3 separate regions of the Mus musculus genome follow, and all the other regions are linked to region 1. A link is a loop called in an ENCODE intact Hi-C map of the cell type or tissue named here. Cell type or tissue: heart. All regions are shown on one strand.

Region 1 (8,000 bases):
CACAACAGACTTCCTAACTTAGTAGTTATGGTGTACATTTCTAGCTAGTATATCGCTGTTGCTGCAAAGGCCCTCTGCTGCAGCGAGACAGGGTTGATAGCAATTGCCCTAAATAATAGAATTAGTGGGAAAGCCAATATAAAGATGCAAAAAGGACAAGAGCTCCAACAACTCACAGTTCTTGAGAAAACACTCTATCTAATTACCAAACAAGTAGTGCGAGGCCAAAGAACTCACAGCCGGGCAGTGGGAACTGAGGTAGATCTTAAAGGACAGAGAGATCAGACAGAAGAGAAGCCTCAGGTGACTATAATGTTTGTAAGATGCCCAGGACTTCAGAGTGGGAAGGGCCTGGCCTGCTTGTCTTCTAGTTCTTACATTTGCATAAGGGTGTGACTGCTATTTCAAATATTCACAGCAAAACACTTTGGTAAATAGAGTAGCTGCTATCTAAATAAGTAGTTCTAGGGCCCTGGCAAAGGCCACTCTGCTCTTTCCATCCGTCCCTTCCCTTCCCTTTCTCTACTCAGGCCTTTGGCCTGACTAAGATCTCATCTCTGAACCAAGCTATGCTGGCCACTAGGTCTGAAAGACAAACAGCCCATGCTTTTCTGGAGTAAAGCAAGGCTGGAGAGGCAAGAGTAGCCGTCCACAAGTATTGTTCTCAAGGAGCACGGATGAAATGAAGTCATGCCCTTGGTACCACTCTCCTCCAATAGCACAAAACCAGCAAAGGGGTCCCCACTGACACGGTCTAGTCAAATGCCTCAAACGGATAGCTAGTGGAAAGCTCTCTGAAGACCTTCAGAGGCCACCACCAGGCACCAGGTGCCATTCCACTCCACAGTGCTGCTGCTGGCCGCTGCTTTCAAAGACACAATGCTGACGTGAGTGGTGTAGAAGATGCTACACCTCCCTCCAGGCACTCACATTTGGCTGACTCACTAGAAGAGAGGCAATTGGTACAATGTGAGTGACAGCAACTGTTGCTGCTGCTGTCACCACCACCACCACCCCAAATTAAGGCAAAGAAAGCATCCAGGGCATGAGTCAGGAGAAGAATAGAGCTGACCACAGCAGCAGAGGCCAAGGTCAAGGAGGTTACTCCCAGGAGACTGAGGAAGGGATAGGAAGAAGGGGAGATGGAAAGAAAGAACAATAAATAGCCCATGAGCACCTGCTCCGTGCCACACACTGTCAGGTCCTTCCTTTATCTGTCTTCTCCTGTCATTGTCATCCTATATGTAAGGGGAGAAGCAAACCTCAGAAACTAAGTGACCCTCCCAGGTCAAATACCCAACAAACCCCAGCAGGGGGATTTTAGCTCAGTCTGAATCCAAAAGGAGTGGTCTCTGCTGCAGTAAGAAAAGAGACCTTTGAACTCCCACTGCCAAAGACAAATAAACCAGAGTAAGTGCGCCTTCTAGACATTACTAAAGATTCTATTTATAGCCTAAAACATGCAGAAACCATTCAATAAATGCTGAATCATATATGCACACATGAACTACATAGTTACCTAGATATAAACATCTGGTTATTATAAAGCTCTGCCCGGGTCAGATGTGGGGGAAATCATTTAATAGACATGCGTTTGAGGAGTGTGAACCCATGAAAAAGAAGGCTTGAAATACCATCTTCACTCTTCTCCTCTAGCACGTCATACAAAAATAACAGGAAACGGAAGAGGATGAACATGGGATCCGAGGAAATCTAAGAGACACATATAACCCACAGGCACCATACTGTGTCAAAGCTTCTACGTCAGAGGTCAGTTCAGGAACATGCAGAGGTTAAGTTCACCTTAGGATACATGTGTTCCCACGTCTATCAATATGCCCAGCACTGGCCCAGCACAGACTAGTAGGGCTTTGTTTCTTTATTTCTATTGTTCATTTACTCTCTGACAATTTCATACCTGTAAACCATGCCTCTTCATCATATATATCCTAACTCCTCCCCCGCCTTTCTCCTTCAAATATGCCCCCCCTCTCTAATTCATGCCTTCACCTGTTTTGGTTTGGGGTGTTTTAGTTGAGATTTTTTTTTCCCCATAAGTGTAATTGATGCTGCCTATTGGAATGACTGGTTCTGTTGGCTTGATCTTACACAGGTAAGCATACCTATTTACAAGTAGAAAGGCTAAGTCATGTCAAGAAGACACATTTCACAGCACTGTCCCTGAGCCCCACTTGGCATATTCTTCCTACCTCTTCTTTATTGATGTTCCTGAGTCTTGGGGGTCAGAGGGGGCAGGCAAGGTTAATAGAGACGCACCAATTAGGGCTGAGCACTCAATAGAGACTAGTGTTTTTAATTATCATATCTTCACATGGAGATAAATATCCTTGTATCAATGGGGAAACTGAGGTACAAAAAGATTAACTGGCTAAAACCATGCAGTGCAATAGTAACAGGAGAAAGCACTCATGTCCCTGAGTTCTCAAGTTCTGCTCATAGCAGCAAAACAGTTCAGTAGATGGACACCATTATTCACACAATACCATGCTTAGCTTCACAGGTAAAAGAGTGAAACAATTGCTCTCTGATCACACAGCCACTTTTTAAAACAACTGGTTTTCAGAGACTAAGCAATTCAATTTGTAAAGTGAGAAGACCTCCAAGATCATGGATTAAAAGAAAACAAATATCAAGGTAAAGAATATGGTGGAGGGTGTACACAGAGGTCCTTCTGGGTTAATGCAAAAGACATCTCCAGGAGAGAATGCAGGCAAGTGGTGCCCCAGACTGCCTCTGAAGAGAGCTGGCCAAGGCAGGAAGGGCAGAAGATTCACTCTTATTGCAGATATTTTCCTAATTTTTAAGTTTTATACACGATCACATACGGTCTATTTACTTAGAGAAAACTAAATCAGGAGTAAAATTAATTCACAGTGAGGTAGAAGCAATGAAAGTAATCTGTGATAACAATCCTCTGGAGAGATTGTTCACAGATGAGTGCTCTTGCTGTTCTTACAGAGGCCCCAAGTTCAGGGACTCAAAACCACCTACAGCTCCAGTTGCAAGGGATCGATCGGATGACCTTTTCAGACTTCTGAGGGCCTGCACAAATACAGTGCACATGCGTGCACTCAAACCCCACACATGCACATGAAATAATAACCAATTGCTTTTTTAAAAAGCATGCTATAATATGTCATTTAAACTTTCCATGAAGGAGTAGACAACTTCCTGCTATTTTTCATAGAAGGATTCTGAACGTTTTGAACTAGAAAAAAAAATGCACTTGCTTTTTTCAAACATGACACCGTTTCATTAAGATATCATCAGTAGAGCTAAGAACATTGCCTAGTGTACAGAAGACCTGTACAAGGTCCTAGGCTAGATCCCCAGCACACAACAAACCAACCAATCAACCAACCAACAAACAAATAAATAAATAGATGAGAAACCCTGGTACATAATAGGTAGATAAATGAATGAATGAATGAACGAACAGGTAAATGTATGTATATATATATATATATGTGTGTTTGTATGTATATATGTTTGTATGTATATGGTAGACAGCTAGCAAGAAAAAGACATTTCCTGTATTTGTGCACAGAGGAGGCACTAGAAAAATTAAAATGAAGACAGCAGTTAATGAACCAATACAACCACCAAGCAGCTAAACTAGAAAAGTGTGTGTCACCTCCGTAACACCAAAGAAACAGAGTCTCTCATGTCCTCCAAGACTCGCATGGCATCCTGCCTTGTCAACTTCAAACAGGGGTATTATTTTTAAGCTACTATAATTAGTTACCATTTGTCTATGAATCAGCCTTTATGAGGCAATAGCATCTAAGCCCATCAGATGAAACACGAGGCCACATCATGTCTGTTTATTATTTTGAAAAGGGAGGGTGCCAAGTTTCCTGCAACACCCAAGTCAAACACTGAAATTCAGAGGACAGAATGTCCCGCTGTCCACATTTGAAGATAGGACTATATTTTCATCTAATGCATCAGGTTCAGCTGGCAACAGGAAGGAACTGAATTCCAGAGGCCCAAAATAGGGTGTGAGTACTAAAGCACCTCTCGCCACTCATTGAGGGTAGTGTTTGTCTTTTAATACATTATGTTACAGCATTTTAAAGTGTTCATTTCATCAGCAAACATGAAAAAATGCCTGAGTGACAGGGAGTCAGCAAATGTGTTGAAGCTGGGGTTGTTGTTCTGTTTTGTTTTGCTTTGCTTTATTCCCCAATACAATGATTTCCTATGTTTCTCAGCACTTCATTCGCAAGCATGACTTCATATTAGCCTTTTCCGGAAGGTTGTAATACCTTCAACAGGTCTCGCAATACAATAGACTTTTTTGGTCTTCAAAGCCAAATCCAGCCAGAGAGGAAGCACTAAGACCAAAAAAGACCAAAGTGTGATAGCTACCTTGGTGTGCCCCCGAGATCCCATTAGAGGACATGAGCTCAAAGTCACAGCTGATAGGGACATCAGATAGCAACAACACCAGAGATACCAGCACAGGTATATGAGACAGGACAGCGGCCGTCGAGAAGAGGGGACTGGCTTTTTACTGAACACATTTATGGTATGAAAGACTTTTTAATACACGCACAGCCATCTGCCTGCATAAATGGCTACAGATGTGCCTGCAGCCACTTTTAAAGCAAGTATATGAGTTCTGATCCCAGCTCTGACAATTCCTTCCAGAAAGTGTTTTAATACATTAGAACATTGGCTACCTCCACTATACATAAACAACAAGGAACAGGGACTAAGAGAGCTGGAGTAATACTTGCCCAGGGTCAAAGCTCTCAAAAATCTGAAAATCAAAATTATAGGTGTGTGTGTGTGTTTTTAATGATTATTAAATGTTTTCTCATACAGTGCTTTATAATTTTTACTTTTAACAATCCTCTGGTAAGGGCACTATTGTTTACTCCTTTTTACTCCTTTAGACAGCCCCAGAGAGGTTTAGCAACTTTCCTGGGCTCCAGAGCAATGGAATGTGAACTTCAGCAGCCTAGCTCCAGGCACACTCTACTGTACACTACACAGTGCAAGCCTACTGTCATCGTCATCATATTATGATTACCCTTACATCAATCCCAATTTCACAAACGAGAAAAAGGAGGCTCAGAGGTCGGTCACAAGCCAAGATCACAAAGCTGGCAAGTGGCCAGGACGTGCAACCCAATCCACATGACTACAAACAAGGTCTCCCAACCAGTGAACAGACTTCAGTCCACGGACATCTCCATGTCAGACCTGATGCTCTGAAAATGCTTCTTCTTTGTTAAAGATAAAGGTAGCGGCAGCTTCCTTTAGGAGCTGAAAGATTTTTCACTTCACTTCTAGACCAGATCAACCCTTCCCACACTCCCTGGGGCCCAGTCCAAACCAGCCGCAAACAGCAGGTGCCCAGTCATGGCTGATGCCAACAAAGATGACGATGACAGAAATACTTTAAATGCTGGGCTATGACTTCCAAAGGGAATTAGACAAGTCTGTTATTTTCCTTTTTTTTGGGGGGGGGGGGGGGAGGGGCAGTTGTACATGGCAGAATGCTAGCAATTTCTAAAGCACTGTGAGCAAGTAGGTCCTAACTCAACAGGTGGGACGACGTTTCTCTTCTTTACTCTTTCCTACCAACCTTTCAATTCACAGGTTCCACTCAGACTTCCCTATGTTGTCACCTGCCACCCTAGAAGACAACTATTAGGTTTGATACTCTAGACTCACACACACTCGCGCGCGCGCACACACACACACACACACACACACACACACACACACACACACACACACACACAGAGTGGTCCTAGCACAGCGCCTTGCAGATGAAAGGCTCACAATATGTCTTCCTTGATTAGAATGATGGACCAGGCTGGCTTTCAAAGCGCTCCCTTCCACTGTGCAAGTGTTGCCAGGCAGCAGTCCTGTGCTGCTGAAACAAGGATGTGAGAATCATTTTAATTAGCACTCTCATTGTTTGTATGCAAATGCACACCCCTAACGTGGGCTCTTTAAAAAGCTTTCCTTAAATCAAACATCCCTCACTGTGATTTGCCTCTTTAAATCCTCTTCCACAGACAGTAAAGAGATCAACCTCAATAGAGCCAGGAGTCTTAATGATCCCAGGTCTGTAACAATAGACTTGAACTTCTTTGCTCTATGAGGTCAGCTCAGGGTTTCTCCTTGGACTTAGTCATCCCAAAACAAAATGGGTCCCAAGCTGCAGAACAGGGGACCACGCCTGGATTGCAGGCTGAGGGTCTTCAGGGTCACCACTGATTTTCCCACCTCCCTCTCCCTTCCCCACACACTCTGCTTTCTACTCAGGCTACTGAGTTCTCTCCACCAGCCCATCCCTAGTTGGTTCTTTCCTTTGGCTTCTGACCTGGTGGTGGGGGTGCCTCAGCCCAGGGAGAGGCTCACAAGCTCCAGGAACATTCAAGCACAGTGGAGTTGTTAGTAGACCAGCCCAGCCCAGCCAGCCCAGCCCCGTCCTGGGTGGGAGTCCTAAGGGACAAATCATCTGGGGATTAAGGGTGTGCTGGGAAGTTCTGGGTGGTCAACAGGGATGAATCCTGTAGGGAGTCATTACCTCTGCCCTGCAAGGTTGTAGCAGGCAGCCAGAAAGCCAGCCACAGAACTGGAGGGAAGAGGAAAAAAGATGCTGAGTTCTTGGAAGGGAAGTAGGGAAATCCAAGTTGAGAAAAACCCTTTGGTTCAGAGAGGGTTGGGAGGCAGAGAGCTACAGAGTCTGGAAAGTTCTTTAAAAGGCTCCGAAGCCCTCCTAGCACTGGAATGTTCTATTAGTGTCTGGGCCACAATAAAGGGAGCGGGGTAGAAGCTGAACAAAGCACTTGAGAAAAAGATAAGGCCTTGGATGAGTTAAAACAGTGGGGTATGAATAACCTTCAGGAGTGTGAGACTGCGTGGGCCCTAGAGGACAGCTTTGGGTGTTGCACTTGTTTTGTTTTCATTAAAGGCAGCGTCTCGCTCACTTGGCACTCAACAAGTAGATGAGGCTGGCTGGCCATCCAGCTCTGACTGAATGAGCCACTCTGCCTGACTTCATGTGGTTTCCAGAGATGGAACTCGGGTTCTTACAAGAGAACTCGGGTTGTCCACTGTACCGGCTGAGCTATCTCCCTAGCCCCGTCTGCAATTTTAAAGTTGTTCTCTTGTCAAAAAGAGAGGCAAAGAGGTAAAGAAGCTGCTGAAGTGGCCACTGTAATACGACAAGAAAAACTTGCCATGTGATGCTGCCCCATCCAACCACAAGGAGGATCTTTTTGGGAGGAAAAACCCATGAAAGCAACTGAGGCAGAAGACAGACAGGTATGAGACAGGCCAGCCTCAGCTGCTTTAGGAATGGCAGGTTTCCAGGTCCATCAGATCCTTGGCAAAAAAAAAAAAAAGTGACATAACTGCCATTGATGAATCAGTGATCCTTCAAAAATCTCCAGGATGGAGAATGGGTTGAAAGAAGGTTCTAGAAGCATACCAAGAAATCTCACATCAGCATCCATAAAAGTTCAAACCTAGACAATTAAATAAATGAATATCTAAGAAAAGCAAATACTGACTGCCACGAAAGGACATATGTTCACAATGAATAAGTACGGAGCTAATCAGCTGCCTTTCAAGATTAGATATATTAGATGGATGTGGGGGTCACTGGATCTCTAATGAAGCTCTGTATTTCCCTGTGAAGATGATAAAAAGAATTATCATGTCAGCATGATGTCAGCATGATGTCAGCAATCCAGCAGACTTACACAAAGACTAAGTCACCACCCACTAAATGTAACCAATCTGTGGCAGGCATCTGAATCTAGCCCTGTCCTGGACATTTTGATAAATAACATAGCTAAAGATGACCAAAGGAGGGAGGGATCACTACCCCTCTAGACCCTGTTACGACTGGTTTCTAAAAGGTCTTCAGATTTTTAAATGAATTATACCTAATATAGTAGAATCAGAGATGAAAGAACATAAAGTCTACATGTAGCAGATGGACGTTGGAG
Region 2 (8,000 bases), 58 kb before region 1:
GGCAGGAGTCATGATGTAGCTCTAATGATCCAGGCAAGAGGTCCCCCAGGTCCCCAAACTACAGATCCGCACCAGGACCTGGGCCTACCAAAGTGATCTAGGAGTTTCCATCTTGTCCCAAGGTGATCTCTTCCCTCATGACTCTTCCAACCTCACATGGTCCTCTTACCATGCCAGACTCGGTACCTTCTGGTAGAGCTATGAGAAGAATTGGGGACATGGCAACTGCCATCTCCAGAGCTTGCCAATGCCAGCCCTGTTGTAAGAGCCTTTTCATCTAGCACTTGAAATCTTAGCACCAGCCTCGGCTGTTAGGGACAGCTATTTTCCTCAGTGGAGATCCTCAGCACTGTAGCTTAGTCACCAAACATCTGCCTGTTCCAGGGTAATAGAGAAATTCTAAAAATAATCGGCATTAGCAAAGTGACCTCACTGGGATAAGGGGCTTAGATTACTCAAGATAACACTGAAAACCATCTGGTTCTAGAAGCAAAACCTCCAGCTCACAGTCTACAGTTCTTTCCAACCCTCGTGACCTAGTCGCTGCGATACTGAACGCAGCTGCTCACTCTCCTGGGCGATCATGTGGAGGGGAGGCCAAGGTCTTATTGACAGCATCCTGTGTGCCCTATGTGATAAGCAGAAAAGTAACCTTTACCTTCTACAGCTGCTAAACAGCAACCGACCAGAGAGATAAAAATAGATTGTGCCGGCCCATGCACACTGTCACTGTCCCCAGTGGCCACATTCCTATCCTGCTGCTAGAATCGGTATGCAGTAGAAGCAAACAGAGCAGCTTGGGACCTCAAGGCCAGTGGACACCGCAGCTGCCCTCCTCCGCTTCAGGCATGGGACTCACACTGGCTGAACGAGAGGCACCGTGAAGTTCAAGGCTCGACTCTGCTGGCAACTTGCCAGATGACAGGAACCAACAGAATAACCTCTTGGCCTCAGTTTCTTCATCTGTGGTATCAGAGTACCCTGGTATCTAAAGGATTTACGGGTGCCACACTCTATACTGCAAGGTGCCAGGCAGGGCCCTCCCTTGCCAGCAGAAACAAATGTAAGCAACAGAGAAACGTAAGATGTTTGCTTCTGCTTCCAAGGCAAAATGGCTGTTCTCGCAGAACGCCATACAGACGGCCGTAGCTATTTTTCAGTCACCAGCACTGGGATGACACTCCGACCGTTCCTGTCCACAGACGTTTGGGAACCATGGAGGTCTTGCTGTTCAAGGTGGTCCACAGCCAACCACAATGGCAAACCTCCGCTCTGGAACCTTGTCCTCCTACCCCATCTCCATAGCTTTGGAATCTGAACTGTAAGCTAACCAGACTCTCGAGATCTCAACACACAGTACAGGCTGAAGGGCCCCAGCAGGGGACCGTGTGTATCTTTCAGCCCTGAGGCTTTTCCTGAGTCGAACCTCTACTTCAATGAGGGTGAGCAATGCCTGGGACACACTGGCACGAGTGGAAAGGGGACAGTGCTGTTCACAATCACTCAGAGCCTGTTGTCCCCTAGTGTGAGGAGGTTGGCCAGGGGAGACATCTCTGCCAAACTAGGCCCTGTGACAGTCTAGACATAATAAAAAAAAATAAAAAAAAAAAAAAGAGGAAACTTTTATTTTTTTTAAGGATGATTAAACCAGATTTTCAGATATAGAGTAAAGTTCTCACCGCTTAGGAAACTTTGCCATAGTTAAGAAATTGTTCTTTTGTGAGAAGAAGCAGAGATGCCAGGCTGGGTACATTCCAAAGCAGGGCCAGGAAACACTTGACGCAAATCCCACTGATAGGCACACACTCTCACTCTTCCCTACCTATCGTGGCCTACCTGGGATGAACCCAGGGTTGTTCTCTTTACAGAAACCACTAGTTAATTAAAAAGCAAAACCCAGACAAGCCAAACCCCGCAGCATCACTGCACACATACTTTTCTGCAGGATGTGCTTCACTCTGGACCAATCCTAATTGTAAACCAAAGGCAGAACTTTTGGTCAAGAGAAAAACAGGAACCAAAAGTTCTCTTTGATGAATAAGAGAATTTCACTCATTCAAGGAAGAAACAAAGAGGGAACTCAGGCATTTTGGTGCCTGAAAACGTCCCTGTAGGTGTTGTCAGAGGGCCTTTGCAAAAGCAGCTGACATTACGCTTGGCATTTCCCAAAACCCAAGCTGCCTTGGGAATAAATCCCGTCTTTAAAGAAACTGCCTTTCTTTCTGGGAACTAACTTGCTTTTTAAATAATGAGTCATGAAGTTCACAGAGAAGCTATTGCTTTTTTTTTTCTGCATTTTTCTTTGTTCTGCATGACAGACACTGGCAAGGAGAGCCGCTGCCAGGGAGGGTGTCAGGGCAGAAGGAGAATGGGTGCTCAGATGGAGGGCCCTTCTATCCTGAGGAAGAACACCGGGGGCCACACAGTGCAAAAACAACAATGACGAAAACAGCCTGAAACCGCTGAAGCCACCGAGAAAGACTGAGTGAACGCATTTAAAGTGAGAGAAAATGTTTTAATGTATCTACTTTTCCAGTTAGAAGCAGAAAAGAGAAACCTCTCTTCGGTATGGAAATAAGATTGTAGCCCCATCTCCTCTAAGGGAAGGGTAGGGAAGTGAGTGAGAAAGGGGGTGTCAAGAAGAGAGGTCTTGGAACAAAGCTTTGAGCTACAGACAGTACACAGCCCTGCAGTGTTCTTTTAGTTCAGTGTAGAAGAACCCTTGCCTGAGAGATGGCCTAAAAATGTCCTATTTCGTGCTGCAAAAAGACTTTTAGAAATGCAAAGTTTATTCCTCTGTACAATTCCAAAATGGAAAGGCTGGAATTCAAAACCACTGCCTGAATTTTAAAGCAGAAAGGTGAAGCTATACGATGACTATGCCGAAGCTCTTGGGTTTGACCGATCCCCAAGGCTCTTTCAGAGACGCAGCAGGAGCAACCAGAATAGCCAGAGAAACTATAGGAACCAAACAGAAGCCCTAAGCAGCAGAGCTGCCTGGGCCATGTGGAATCAGGGCAAACAGACACACAAATCTAGGTCACAGAGGATGGCACTCTGAGAAGAGGAGCAGCCAATAACCAGGAGAAAGTCTAGAAGCCTCTGTTACAGAGGCACAAAAGCATCCTTTACATTGTAAACAATGAACTATTCAGTGTTTCCTCTTTCGAAATTTAGTATTCAAAACTGCACTTTCTAGAAACTTATCACTCTGGACAAGTTCGTCACTTAGGACAGCACTTAAGAGACATACTATAGCCACAGGCCTGAGGCAAAGCTTCTTTACAAACCATAAGATAAGGAACCCAGAGACACAAACTCCCACTTTTGTGCATTTAACTGTTTGCAGATAACCACAAAAACAAAAACAAAACAAGGTACAGCACTTGAGCACATGACCATGAACCAGCCCAGCATATATAGATTAATTGACATTATTGCAAATCAGAGGTCTCTGTCTCCCGGCTAGGGCTGATCTTTGGGTCCTTGGACAGATAGACAGCTTCCTTAGAGGCAGGGTTGGGGAAATGTTTTTGAAGGAGAAACTTCTTGCCCCAGACATCATGAGTTGGAACTGCTGACCCCAGCACCCTGCAGGAGGCTGCCTTACCTCGATTGTGCTGCAGGAGCACAATGGTAGGGTTGACGATGGTGGTGGAGGGGTAGGCAGACGAAGGTCTGCTTGTTGGAGGGAAGTCTTGGGAATCGGTTTCAATGTGGGAAGAAGAAACTTCGTTTAGTAAAGGACTGCCCTGAAAAACAAAACATTAAAAAGAAGTGTAAATACTAGACATCTCGAATTAAGACTTAGTAAGAAGAGGGAATGACCATCTCTACCAAGTCCTTAATTATAAAAGAAAATGTAACCAATGGGTCAATTCCAGTTAGAAGCTGAATCTGGAAATTTGTTCTCCTAGTCAGTATTAGTAAGGAGGAAGAGAAGGCAGGTCAGTAAATGTTGCTGAGAGTCTCAGTATCGTCCATTTTGTTCACCTAGTAGAAGCTGTGCATCAATCTGGTTACTGCAAAGGCAAACTCAAACCCAAACAGGATAACATGCAAAACTCATGCCATTCCAGATGCAATCCAAGAACGTGAGCTGGTGTAAAGTGGGGAAAGCCAGGCGCCCTCTGGAGAGATGTCAGACAAGGCGCTGGTGTAAGAAGAAAGAGGGACCCCTTTGTCATAGATGGTTACTCTGAACATCACTGAGCAGTCAGAGAAGCGCCGAGCAATTCAGCAGCCAAGCGGGATCCTATCCTGCCTGCTGGGACGTCTCTTCTTCACTCCAGTGTCAGACCAACAAAAATCCTTGGACCAAGCCATGGGAAATCTTGACTTTAAAACCTGAGACTCCTACCAGAAACATACTTTTATAAAATGATGAAGCGATAATGCCAATCTTTTGAAACAAATGAGAAACAAGGTCCTAAAATAGGGCATTGGCAAATGTTCCCTCTCCACCACACTTAGAGGTTCCACAAAGGTTTTGTTTTATATCTTTCTAACCTTAAAGATGACAACCCCCATGCCCCAGTTCTGGGGACTAAGCTTAGGGCTGAGCCCATGCTAGGCAAACACTCCATATCCTCAGCCCCAGGGTAACATTCTTTTTCTTTTTTCTTTTTTCAAAGACGGGGTCTCCCTATATAGCCCAGGCTAGCTTGAAATTACCTATATAGACCAGGCTAGCATCAAACTCAGAGATCTGCTTGCATCTAGGCATGTGCCACTAAGCTTGGTAAGTTGGCATTCTTAAAGGGCTTTAAGAACAGGATTTCGATGGCTATTTTTGAAACAATTATGCTCAGCGATCACCTACAGGGTATACTGGCACACAAGGACAATCTCTCGCTCTCTCTCTCCTGTCACCACATAATACAATGCCCTGAAAATGGCTCAAAAGCAAAACAAAACAACAACAACAGCAAGAGCAACAACACTATGAAAGTGACAGAGGCTCGCTACCAGCAAGGGTGTGTGGGAGCTAAGTTTTTCCAGCAACAGAATGCACGCTCATCAGAAGAGGTATGGGTATCAGCACCCTGGACAGCTCCTGATACACAGTAGGGGCCTTTGTCACCCAGTAGGGGCCTTTGTCACCAATACCTTGGTTGAACTCTTTTAAATGTTCTCTATCTAGATAGCCACTTCTATGAGCTCAACTTTGGAGTAAGATCTTTTTCCAAGGCTTGAGGGGTTTGTACCAATCAACTTAGGGTCTGGATGCCACCCTACCAGGCACAGAGTACACCAGTCTGCAGCAAAGATGAGCTGCAAAGCTCAAAGTAAGAGATCCAAGCTCACGGTTCTATCTGGCTTAAATCCTGCTCTATCTATAACTGCACTGAGCTGCATCTGGAAGGTTGGAGAAGAGGCCCATCCCATGATGCAACAGTTCCCAGCTTTTGTGTGTTTGACACCTCATTACAATTTCCCCACTAAACTAAATAAGACGTTTCCTTCCTGTTCTCTGACTCGATTCGGCTTAACAAGCCGTTTAACCTAGTTTCATGGGCACACTTCTTCCAACAAAGGACGCAAGTAAATGTTCAGTCCTAGCCGCAAAACACGTGGTACTCACTGTACCACGTGTCAATAGTGGTGGTGTTTATGGCTCCAACATCAAAACCCACTTGATACCTGCAACCAAGTGAGAGGCCCCTGCTCCTTCCCAGACCCACTCAATCAAATCTATGGTATATAAACTAGACTTCTCCAGTGCTCGGATGATCCCATGCGCACCAACCAGCCTTGAGAGTGGATACTCTCTACCTAACTCCTCCAGGCCGTCTGAAAGCAGGAGTCCTGGCTTGTTGTAAGTGCACCTGTGAATGAATCCTAGTTGCTTAGAACATCGATGAAACCATCACTAACCTAGCAGTTCCTTTAACATCTTCATTCACTAGGGTAAGTCCTCAGCAACGCAGCTAACAGGAACTAGGACTTCCCCTAGGCTGGGCTGAATTGAGTCCACTGAGTCCCTATCATAGGAGTGGTTACGACATGATCCCACTGAGCCAGCAAGTGTCCTCACATTATGACTTATGATGTCCATTCAGATTCTTTCGCTCCGGACTTCTACTGTATCAGAAGCAGCTGGGCTGTCTATAAAGAGACTCATTCTGAACAGAGAGGACTTTTACATTTCCCACCGTTACTGATATATGTGTTTGCCACCAAAACCACAGTGGCCTCCTCCTCAGGGGCCCTAGCAATTATGTCTTGTGAGAAAGTCTTAACACATCAGTTTTCAGATCTATTTACTCAATTAGACGCACCGCCCCCACCCCCTTTCTCTCCCTCTCTCCGCTTCTGTTTAACAGAGTCCGCTTCATGAAATCAGCCAAAGAATAAAAACTTTCCTCCTCATAAACTCTCTTCTTCCTCGTGTCCTATCACCAAATCTGCCTGTGGCTTTCCACAGCTTTTCTCAGCCTTCAACACTACATCTGCCCTGACCTAGGAAGATCAGGACCAGGTGAGGTAAAGATCACAGACACTTCTCAGAGGGAAGACAGACTTCCATCAGAAAGACGTGCGTTCCCAACAGAGCAGAGGAAGAGAGTGTTCTTGAAAGGCCAAGAGTAGCCATAGGTGGCCCATAGGATGCACAAGGGAGACATGCTCTCAGGGATAGCACACACAGATCCAGCCAGCACACAAGCACAGTGGCCAAGGCCGCCTCAGAACTTAGTACTTCAGTGAGAAAGGGAGGGTTTTACTGCCAGGAGCAGACATTCAGGGTAGCCGTGGGGAAGGGGGTCCAGCAAGCTTACGGTACTTGAGACAGCTCCCGGGAGGTCAGGCTCCAGGCCTCTGTGGAGGTCCTCCGGGACGGGAGGGACCAGCGGAGGTGGTGGTGAGGGTGGTGACGTCTGGCTAGCAGGGGAGAGGGAGCCACAAGCACTGGCTGGCTGGCTGTGGTGGGGCCGCCTCTGCAGGTGAGGGGGAATGAAATCATCGAGTGTCGGGAAGGTCAGAGGTGAGGCAGCAGGGGTGGTCGCCGGGACAGTGTGGACGCAGCCAAGTGGCCCCAGAGATGCTGGAGTTCTGGCAGTGCCTTCTTGCCCTTGCCCTCTGTCAGTATTAACCAGGTAGAGAGGAACAACTATTACCTCAGACGGGGCTGAGCTGGAGGAGGTGGCACCCTGTGGGAAATAAGGGGTTGTTACGCAGTTACGCAAAGGGGACGGCAGAGAGACAGGAATTCCACATTTAAACAGTTGCGCGTGGACATGCAGTGATGCACTTCAAGAAATATTTAATCAGTGCCCTTTCCTCAGAGTACATGAGACAGTCAGTGCTAGCCAGCGCTAGCCAGCTGGCCTCCTGATACTCTATGACACAGAGGGAGCCCCATCCAAGTTCACTTTCCGTCTGTCTATTTTTGAAACCTTTTAACACTTTATGAGAGAGAAAGAGAACAAACAACAGAAGAGAGTCAGGTGGGCAAGCAGACAGCGTTTAACCCCACAAAACTGCCACAGAGCCCGCAAGCTTGGGAGCAAATGCAGTTTCTTTAGCACCTTGTCGTAAGACTTGAACACTCTTACCACGTTATTAGTCTATGAATTCCATGGTCTGGCATACTGAGACATTGACAGACAGGAGCCAGGGAGACAGGAGAGGCTGTGCTCAGAGAGTTAGATAGAAGGACTCGGGATTCAAGTGCTGTAACACTAGTGAGGAGAGGGAGGGCAGGGAAGCCCAAAAGACAAGTGAGCCGCTTCAACCGGTTCTGAGAGAGACAGTGTAGAAGACACACAAACATTCCTAGATTCTTGCCTTGGCTGGATAACACGGCTGCAAAAGGTAAGTTTCTTTGTTCTTCTGGTTTTCGGGATCAGAGGTAACCTGGGGGCCTAGCCTGGGAGGCCTCACTGCATCTGGGAACGAGGCCCATGTCCCCAGTGTGTGATTCTCACCGCGGTTACCGTCATCTTTGCGGTTGTCAAAGAATAGCTTGGGAGGGTCAGGAGGAGGAGCAGGGGGTGGTT
Region 3 (8,000 bases), 65 kb after region 1:
CTCTCTCTCTCTCTCTCTCTCTCTCTCTCTCTCTCTCTCTCTCTCTCTCGTGTGTGTGTGTGTGTGTGTGTGTGTAAAGATAGAGCATTAGACTGACACAATTTCTCTGTGTAGCCCTGGCTGCCCTGGCACTTGCTCTGTAGACCAGGCTGGCCTTGAACTCAGAGACCCACCTGCCTCTAAGCATTGGAACCAAGGTGTGGGGACCTTGCCCAGCTATAGTGTGGATCTTTAAAGGCCTAAATGTTGAAGACTTGGTCCCCAGACAGCAATGTTTCTGGGGAATGGTGGCATGTCTAGAAGGTAGAACCTAAGGAAAGGAACAGAGGACTGCCCATGACAAGGGTACTGGGCCCATGCTGTCTTTCTGTCTCCTGTCCATCCGCCATAGCACTTTAGCTCCCTTCGCATGCCTCCACCATCCTGGGCTGCTGACCTTGATGATAAGGCCAGACTGCCATGGACTAATAAGACTTTTGAAACTATGAGCCAAATACACCTTTCCTCCTTGTATGTTTATTGTCCCAGGTATCTTATCACAGTGACAGGAAAGTGGCCAGCACACTCTCCTGGCCCTGTCTTACAAATATATGACTTTGGGTAGGGTCACAATCTTAGTTCCTTCTGAAAAACTGTGGGAGGGGAATACCTACTTTAGAGTAAAGCCATAGAAATGGCATATGACGCCTCAAGATTGCCTTATATGGTCAGGGTTCAACCAATTAAAAACTCCCCTTAGCCAAGCTTACAGTTTACACATCTATTTCTGTGGCTTTTGACCTTTCCCCTTCTTCCTAAGCGCTTCCCACCTGTTCAAAGCCTTTGGTCTGAAGGAATCCTTTGGGCTAGTTCAAAGACATCTGAGGTTCTAGTGAAGGAAACACAACTGTGTGCGCACAAACACACAGAGGACCGCTCAGACTCAACCTTGCCCACACCAACTCTCTGGACAAAGGTCTCCATTGTTGTCTAAATACAAACTTTTCCACAGGGAGCCTTAAAATAGCTCTAAGGACCAGTCTTCAGACTTCCACTTCTCATCTCCACTCTGCCCCTGACCTCAACATATCCTCTCTCCTTCCTGCGTCCCAGTTTCCAAATCTGTGAATCAGGGGTCTGGCCGTGATGAGCACAGAGTGCCCCCGGCTGCAGTTACGATGGTTTTGAACTATTCTGGAATGCTGTGCCAGGAACAGGAGTTAAAGCTGTGTTTTAGAAAAGCGCTTAACTTGGGCATGAGCGTCATAGAGTCAAGTCACTCTCTCTGCCCTACATTTCCAAGGCAGCCAGCAGAGTAACAGGTATTTATTGCCACAGGAGTTGGGAATGGAAATAAAATGAAATACCACTAAGACCCTAGAGAAACAAGATCCTCCCTCCAATCCCACAACCTTATCTGTGGACCAGGATAATAACAGAGGCAGAAATGATGGAAGGATTATTGTCCCAGTTTGCTCTTTGTTGCTGTGATAAAACATCAGGACCAAATCTAGCTTGGAAAGAAAGGCCTCAATTTGGCTTACAGGTTAGAGTCCATCATTAAGGGGAACCCACGGCAGGAGCTCGAGGCAGGAACCAAAGCAGAGACCACAGAGGAGTGCTTACTCAGCTACCACATGCCCAGAGGTGACACCGTCCACTGTAGGCTGGGGCCTTGGATCAATTAGCAATCAAGAAAATGCTCACTAGAAGTCAATCTGATAAAAGCAATTAATTCCTAAGCTACGTTCCCTCACCCCAAGTGTATCAAGCTGACGACCAAAATTAGCCATCACAATTATGACACTGAGGCCAAGGACGCATGTGAATCAGCTAGTATACACAATGAGTATTCAGAAAGTATGCTGGACGTGATGGCACACGCCTTCAATCCCAGCACGCCAGAGGAAGAGGTGGATAAGATCTCTGAGGTTGAGGCCAACCTGGTCTCCCGGCTAGCCAAGGCTACACAGTGAGACCCTATCTCAAAACCAAGCAAGCAGACAAGCAAACAAGGGAGAGCACAGCCCGCCCTCCTGCTTCCTGGACTCACTACTGTGAGGTCTGCCATCATAGCTACAATTGTTCTCTGCTCTAGAAGTCCTTCCTCTCTACCCCTGCAGCTCAGCCTCCAAGGCTCTGCTCCTTTGCCTTGCAGCCTTCTTTGCACAGAGGTCCTCAAGACTGAGGCCAGAGAAGTTTCCCAAGATTGGCCTTGGGGGAGACGGCGAGTTTAGCAGGTCCTTAAGCGAACGATTTCCTTTCTGTGAGTTCAGGGAGATGAACTAACTCCTCTGTTCCGCCCCAGAATGGAGCACTTAATTTTCAACCCTGACACACGAGGAGGTTCTACATACATTATGTCAGTCTCAAAAATGTAAGATGACTCAAACCTGGTCACCAGAGCGCCTCCCCTGCCTCCTGCCCATTCTGTGAGGACAAGGAAGAGGACTCTGTGGTTTCTTCTCTCACCACCTTGAGGTGGCCCCACAAGTCCTCACCCCAGATCCTTCCCTTTGCCCCAGAGCCCAGGGCTCTGATGACTAGAGAGTCTGAAAGAAGCCCAAACCGTAGTGGTGACTCTCCCAGGCTCAGGAAAGGAAGTGACTGACCTAAGATCTCTCTGTTGGTTCCAAAGCAGGGCTGGAGTAAGAACAGGACCTTCCTGGTTCATACAACTTCCTTCTCTCCTTTTGAACCCATCTAACCCTCTGATCTCCTACCAAACCTGTTTAAAGGAAGCCTGCCCTGACCTCTACCACCTGCAACAACAGTAACTCCTCCACCCAGACACCACGACACAACCGTGATCAGCCTACTGCTGTCTGTCAAACTGCCAAGGCCACAGAAGCACGACCTCGCCACACCACGAAATGACCAACACGGCCATGTCCCTTCTACCTCCAACCTTGGCGCTGGCATTCATCCCCAAAAATCCAAGTGCCTCTTGTCCTTGCACTTGAAATTCTCCTTTCCTTCCAAAGCATGGCTTAAAGGGCACCTGCCTCTACCCTACCCTCACCCGCCACGTCCACGTCCACCCCAGTTGTCTTGAACTCCTGGTCTAGAATATCCTGATTATTCTTAAGCCATGTCCCCTCATGCCCTCCCTGAAATCCAGGTCTTCTGGTACTGACTCACCCTGTATCAAGAGGATGCCCACTGAATGGCTTCCACAGTGAATTGAAATGGAATCCATCTAGCCCTCAGGCCAGTCTGGGCTCCAGGGTGGCCTCAAGCTCCCTATATCCAAATGACCTCTTACTGTTCTTCCAAGATTGGATTTGGGCCCAGACTGAGTCAAATGACCTCTTATCATTCTTCCAAAATTAGGCTTTCTTCTTTAATTACACCTTATCTAGCCACACTCAATGTGGAGTCTAATTACGTAATTACTTCATGTCTTGGACTTGAAAACAAAAAGACAAAACAAAAAAGAAAGGAAAAGGCAAAGAGTGAGCTTGATTACACAGGTAAGGAAACACCAAGTACGCACATTTACATACATACACCGCATGTCGCTTTCTCATTCATATGCACTGTTGTAGGCCAGAACATATTAAGATAAAAACTATGCCAGGTAGAGAAAAATAAGAACTTCACAGAGCGGTCTGATGAAGGTTTTAGAGAGGCGGGCCCATCCACTGTGCAATGAAGACCGGGAGCTGTATGACATGGAGCACATTCAGTGTTTACGGCATGGTCCCTCCTCCCCAACACTGCCATGTTCTTGTGACTCCCACATATTCCTTATACTGTAACTTCCTAAGGCACCTTTGCACAACTCTCTTCTTCCCTACCACCCCAGGTCTGCCCTGCCCAGCTTTTCCTAGCTGGGAGTCTCCATTCCCAAATGTCCCCAATCAGCGTAGAGGGCACCCAGAAGCCCTTCTGTGTCACACTCCAGCCATGTTGCAGTATCTGCCCTCACTAAAGGCCTTCCATACCACCCTGCCTTTGCATGTGCCAGTTCCTCGGTCTTCTACTGGGAATGCCTTCTGTTGGTTCAGGTCCCACCCCTTCCTGTGCGTCCACGTGTCACCATCACCTAACACAGGTAACGTATGGGCATCATACATTAATGTAAAAGCCCTTCCACTTACCAACCTCTTCCTGAGAGCAACAGTCACCAGTTTCCAATCACACCTTCCTGTTAGTTAAATAGCTTTAGACATATTTACTTATGCGCTAACTATAAAATCTATAGTACTATAAATAAGAAATCCATGCATTTCTTTTAAAGAATAAATAGAACTTCAACTATAATTGTTTCCTCCTGTACCTCAGTGGATATCTTGAAGACTCTGTTGAGGAAAGAAGGGGTTGTTGTTGTTGTTATTATTGGTATTATTATTATTATTATTATTATTATTATTATTATTATTATTGGTAGTGGTGGTGATGGTGGTATCATTTCTTTGTTTTCCAGGAATCTTGTATAAAACTCCAAAACTTAGCAAATAATCAAATGATTTAATTTACACTACAGCTATAGCACCTGCTGTGAGCCAGCTACTTGCTGGGATGTGGTGGTGACAAGACGTGGCCCTGCCATTCTCTTCAGGGAGCCAACAGACTGGTGGGATGGGCACACCGACCAGCCTTACATAGCAGCTGAGACAAATGCTATGAAGAATGTTCTGTCCAGAGCTACAGAACCATGAGACACTAAGAGGTTAATTTAGTCTGCAGGGTCAAAGGTCTCCGAGAGCACATGGTGCTTCAGATGAGATTCAAGGATGACCGGAGCTGACATGAAGGGAGAAAAGAGTACAGGAGGCCAAGGACGTACACATGCTGAAGTCCTGGGGCTGGAGAGAGGACAGTAAACACCAGGACTCAGAGACCAATAACAATAAAAAATGAGCCAACCCTAAAGGAACCTGAGTCTCCTCTCCAATTCTACTCTCCTCCCGTCTAGCCCACTCCTGACCTCCAACCTCTGGAGGACTGGCTCAGCCCTACCCTAACCCTAGCCTCAAGGGCAAGCCTAGCAGGTAAGCTCTCAGGCACCCCCAAACTTCCTGCTCCATCTTTTCTGAGAAGTCCAGAATCCCAAAAGATCCCTAAACGCTATGCAGGTTGCCATGGGTACCACCAATCAAAGGCTCCTGGCCGTTTAATGACGGATTAACTATTTTACATATTCCAGCAGCAGTCTCTCTGACTGGCCTACAGTTAAAAATAAATAAATAAATAAACGCTATATTCACAAAATTAAGGACTCACTTAAAATAAATTCAAAAGCAAGCGCACGCAGCCCACAAGGTCTGCACCCTGCAATCAAGGGCATCTTTCCTGAGGGTTCCTTGCGAGAGCCACCTGTGGAATGCAGAACCACAGACCACAAACTCCTCTGCTCGAGCTGAGAAAGGAAAATTTATTCACAATGAGCCTTCAGGTGAGCACTTAAATAGCCCAGAACTTTAATAATTAAAGATAACGCCAAGAACGTGGACTGTCATGCAGGCTGGCTGGCAGCCGTGGGGCCTCCCACAACAGCTGTCTTGACAAGGCGCATATCTTCTATCAGTGCGCAGGGATGACTAATATTTCCCAGTTCCCAAGAGGCCTCGCCCCCTCACACCTGCCAGTGCTGGCTCACTTATGCACCATGTACCACAAAGCAAACAGAAAATGGTCTGAGAAGGCCTACAATACCTTGGTCAGGGTTTGAGGGCCTGGCAATCTGATTTTCAGCAGACACCACCAAACCCTGCGGAAGCCTGAGGCTCTCCCGGCTTCCTCCAGCTTCTGTAATTTCAATCCCTGTTGGGATTTTGCTATCCCCGGAGCCTCTGTTCTCTTTGTTCGGCTTAAAAACAGTTCCTACTCTGGCCTTAGCTTCTCTCCCAGATCTCTACTGACCAGGCCACTGGAGCAGTGATTTAGATCTCCCAGCTCCAGTTCCAGTCCTACCTACCTCATCCTCTACCTTCAAGATCCTGCCAGTCCCCTGTCACAGTCTGCCATGCTCACTGTCTAGGAAGCAAGGCCAAGAGCAGGAGAACCCAGTATCTGTGCTGCCCTGGCCTTAGAAAGACTCCCTAAGAACAAGACATCAGGAAAATGTCCCCATTTCCCACCCTACTTGCTAAAACAAACTGTGAGCCTTGGCCAATACATCCTGTGCTCACAGGAGACAGTCACCCAACCCTGGCATTGCCCTGACTAAAGAGAATCCATGGAGAGAAAGGTAACCTGCAAATGATTTTGTATGTTCGTATATCAGAGAAGGAAACTGCTCATGTGCACAGCTCCCAAGTACCACACAGACTCTAAGCAATAGGAGACACTCTGGAATCTACAGTGCATGCCCTTTCACACTGGGAAACCAAGCTCAAAGGTCAGCCCTCCAGGCTGCCGTGAATAATCAATGCACAAGGTACTATATAAATGAGTAATGAGTGTTCATGCTGACTGGTGAGCAGAAGGGCAATTGCAGGATCTACTCAACACCTATTCCTATTGTAGCCACCGTATATAAGGCACAACACCCACCTCCCCCACCCAGATAGAACATCAAGGCAAAAAATGGGACAGTAAGGCAAATGGCTGACAGAGCCAGTTACAGGTCAAGCTTTAAGCACCCAATGCTCGCGAGTACCAGCATTCAGGCAACCTGCACTCACTCCTTCCTGATCTTGAGAATTCAGGCTGTTGGGAAGTCTCCTCACAGGAAGTCAGTGCTGGATCGGCCATTTATAGGCACGTGCCTCACATGCATCACTAGACTTGTTTGCCCTGTGCTCCCAACTTGGACGAGACATGACGCCACATCCCTCACCTATATCTGAAGTGCCCGCCTTGCCTGAGTGGTCCCCTCCTACCTCGTCAGAGCAAATATACCCATCCTACCTCAATACCAGAAACACACTGCTGACTGCCTGCCTGTCAGGGGACACCAGGCCCCTTTCTCTCCCTTAACAACACTTAATTAATGAATGAAATAGACTAGAGTGGTGCTGAGGTAAGAAGCCCAGACCCCGCACATGCTAGGCAACTGATCTACATCTCTAACCATGTTAGATGTTGTGCGTGTGCGTGTATGCGATATTTACATAGCCCAAACTGCCCTCAAACTGCAGTCCAGTTCTGGGGTTCTTGTTGTGCACTGCCACCAGCTGTAGGACACGTCCTAAGCTAAAGCTCCATATAAAAGCAGGGCTCTACCTGCCTGCCATCCCTGAGACCAGCATCAGAACTTTCTCTTCATTCAAGAAAATGAGGCGTCCGTAGCTAGAGCAGTGTGTTACTTTAGATAGGCCTACTGGCAAGATGGGGCAACGGTGGGAATGACATCACCAAGACCTGAAACCCTGAAGAGCAGATCAAGCCCCAACTGCTACCTGACCCAACTTCTGTCCCTTTTGTCATCTGAACTCCTCTCGTGCACATTTCCGTTCTAGCATGTGATGTGACCCCACTTCTCCCCGAGGACAGAGATGGTAGGAGGACTCTGTGAGGACAAGACGGGGCAAATCAGAAAGAATGAGACAGAAAAAGATCCAGGGTTTGAGTGATCAGCCTGGGGAGACAAACTGCGAACACACTGGCATTTTCACACGACCAAAGCAGTCCCTGGCTTTGAAATCATCACTTCTGCCCTGCTCCGGGTGCCCAGTGGATCAAGGAACACAGCTTCACCTGGCAATATTCTTTTTCTAGTCTCCAGTCTTCTATTTGAAGATGCCTCACGGGCTCTGTAACTTCTGCCCTTGTTTCATTCTCTGTAACGGTGCTTACAGGGATGGAGGACGGCGCTCCACAGGGAGACTGCTTGCCTAGGATACAGGAAACACCACATAAACCAAGCATGATGGCACACCCACAATCCCAGACCTTGAAGGTAGAGACCGAGGATCAGGACGTTCGAAGCTGGCCTGGGCTATGTGAGACTCTGATTCAACAATAATGACTGTGACCTGTATCTACTGAGACAGCTGTGTCCAGGTCCTAACACTTGCATAATTGGATCATCATCTCCTCCTCTTCTTCCTCCTCCTCTCCTCCTCCTCCTC

The links. Hi-C counts contacts between places; a loop is a spot of excess contacts. Peaks named below come from ENCODE experiments on the same cell type or tissue, not always from the same donor. Only the 100,000 strongest peaks of a DNase experiment are listed, where the experiment ranks them.
Region 2: it touches region 1 in a loop (3-fold over the local background); 2 of 42 quality-filtered maps call a loop at or near these places.
Region 3: a loop joins it to region 1, with 3 times the contacts of the local background. A loop is called at or near these places in 6 of 42 quality-filtered maps.

What each region holds. Positions count from the first base shown.
Region 1 is chr19:40,428,342-40,436,341 of GRCm38, forward strand. All of the region lies in intron 2 of Sorbs1 (sorbin and SH3 domain containing 1), which reads right to left. Among named protein-coding and RNA genes, the nearest start is that of Sorbs1, 81 kb to the right of the region's middle. In heart, a CTCF peak has its summit at 6,921; DNase peaks (open chromatin) are centred at 3,870, 6,410 and 6,930; H3K27ac peaks cover 3,499 bases.
Region 2 is chr19:40,369,866-40,377,865 of GRCm38, forward strand. It overlaps Sorbs1 (sorbin and SH3 domain containing 1), which reads right to left. Exons shown (of 29, transcript NM_178362.1): 7 at 6,780-7,151; 8 at 3,611-3,752. Among named protein-coding and RNA genes, the nearest start is that of A930028N01Rik, 77 kb to the left of the region's middle. In heart, a CTCF peak has its summit at 748; DNase peaks (open chromatin) are centred at 166, 756 and 7,246; H3K27ac peaks cover 3,856 bases.
Region 3 is chr19:40,493,823-40,501,822 of GRCm38, forward strand. All of the region lies in intron 1 of Sorbs1 (sorbin and SH3 domain containing 1), which reads right to left. Among named protein-coding and RNA genes, the nearest start is that of Sorbs1, 16 kb to the right of the region's middle. In heart, no CTCF peak of the experiment used is centred here; DNase peaks (open chromatin) are centred at 2,909, 3,019 and 5,539; H3K27ac peaks cover 3,134 bases.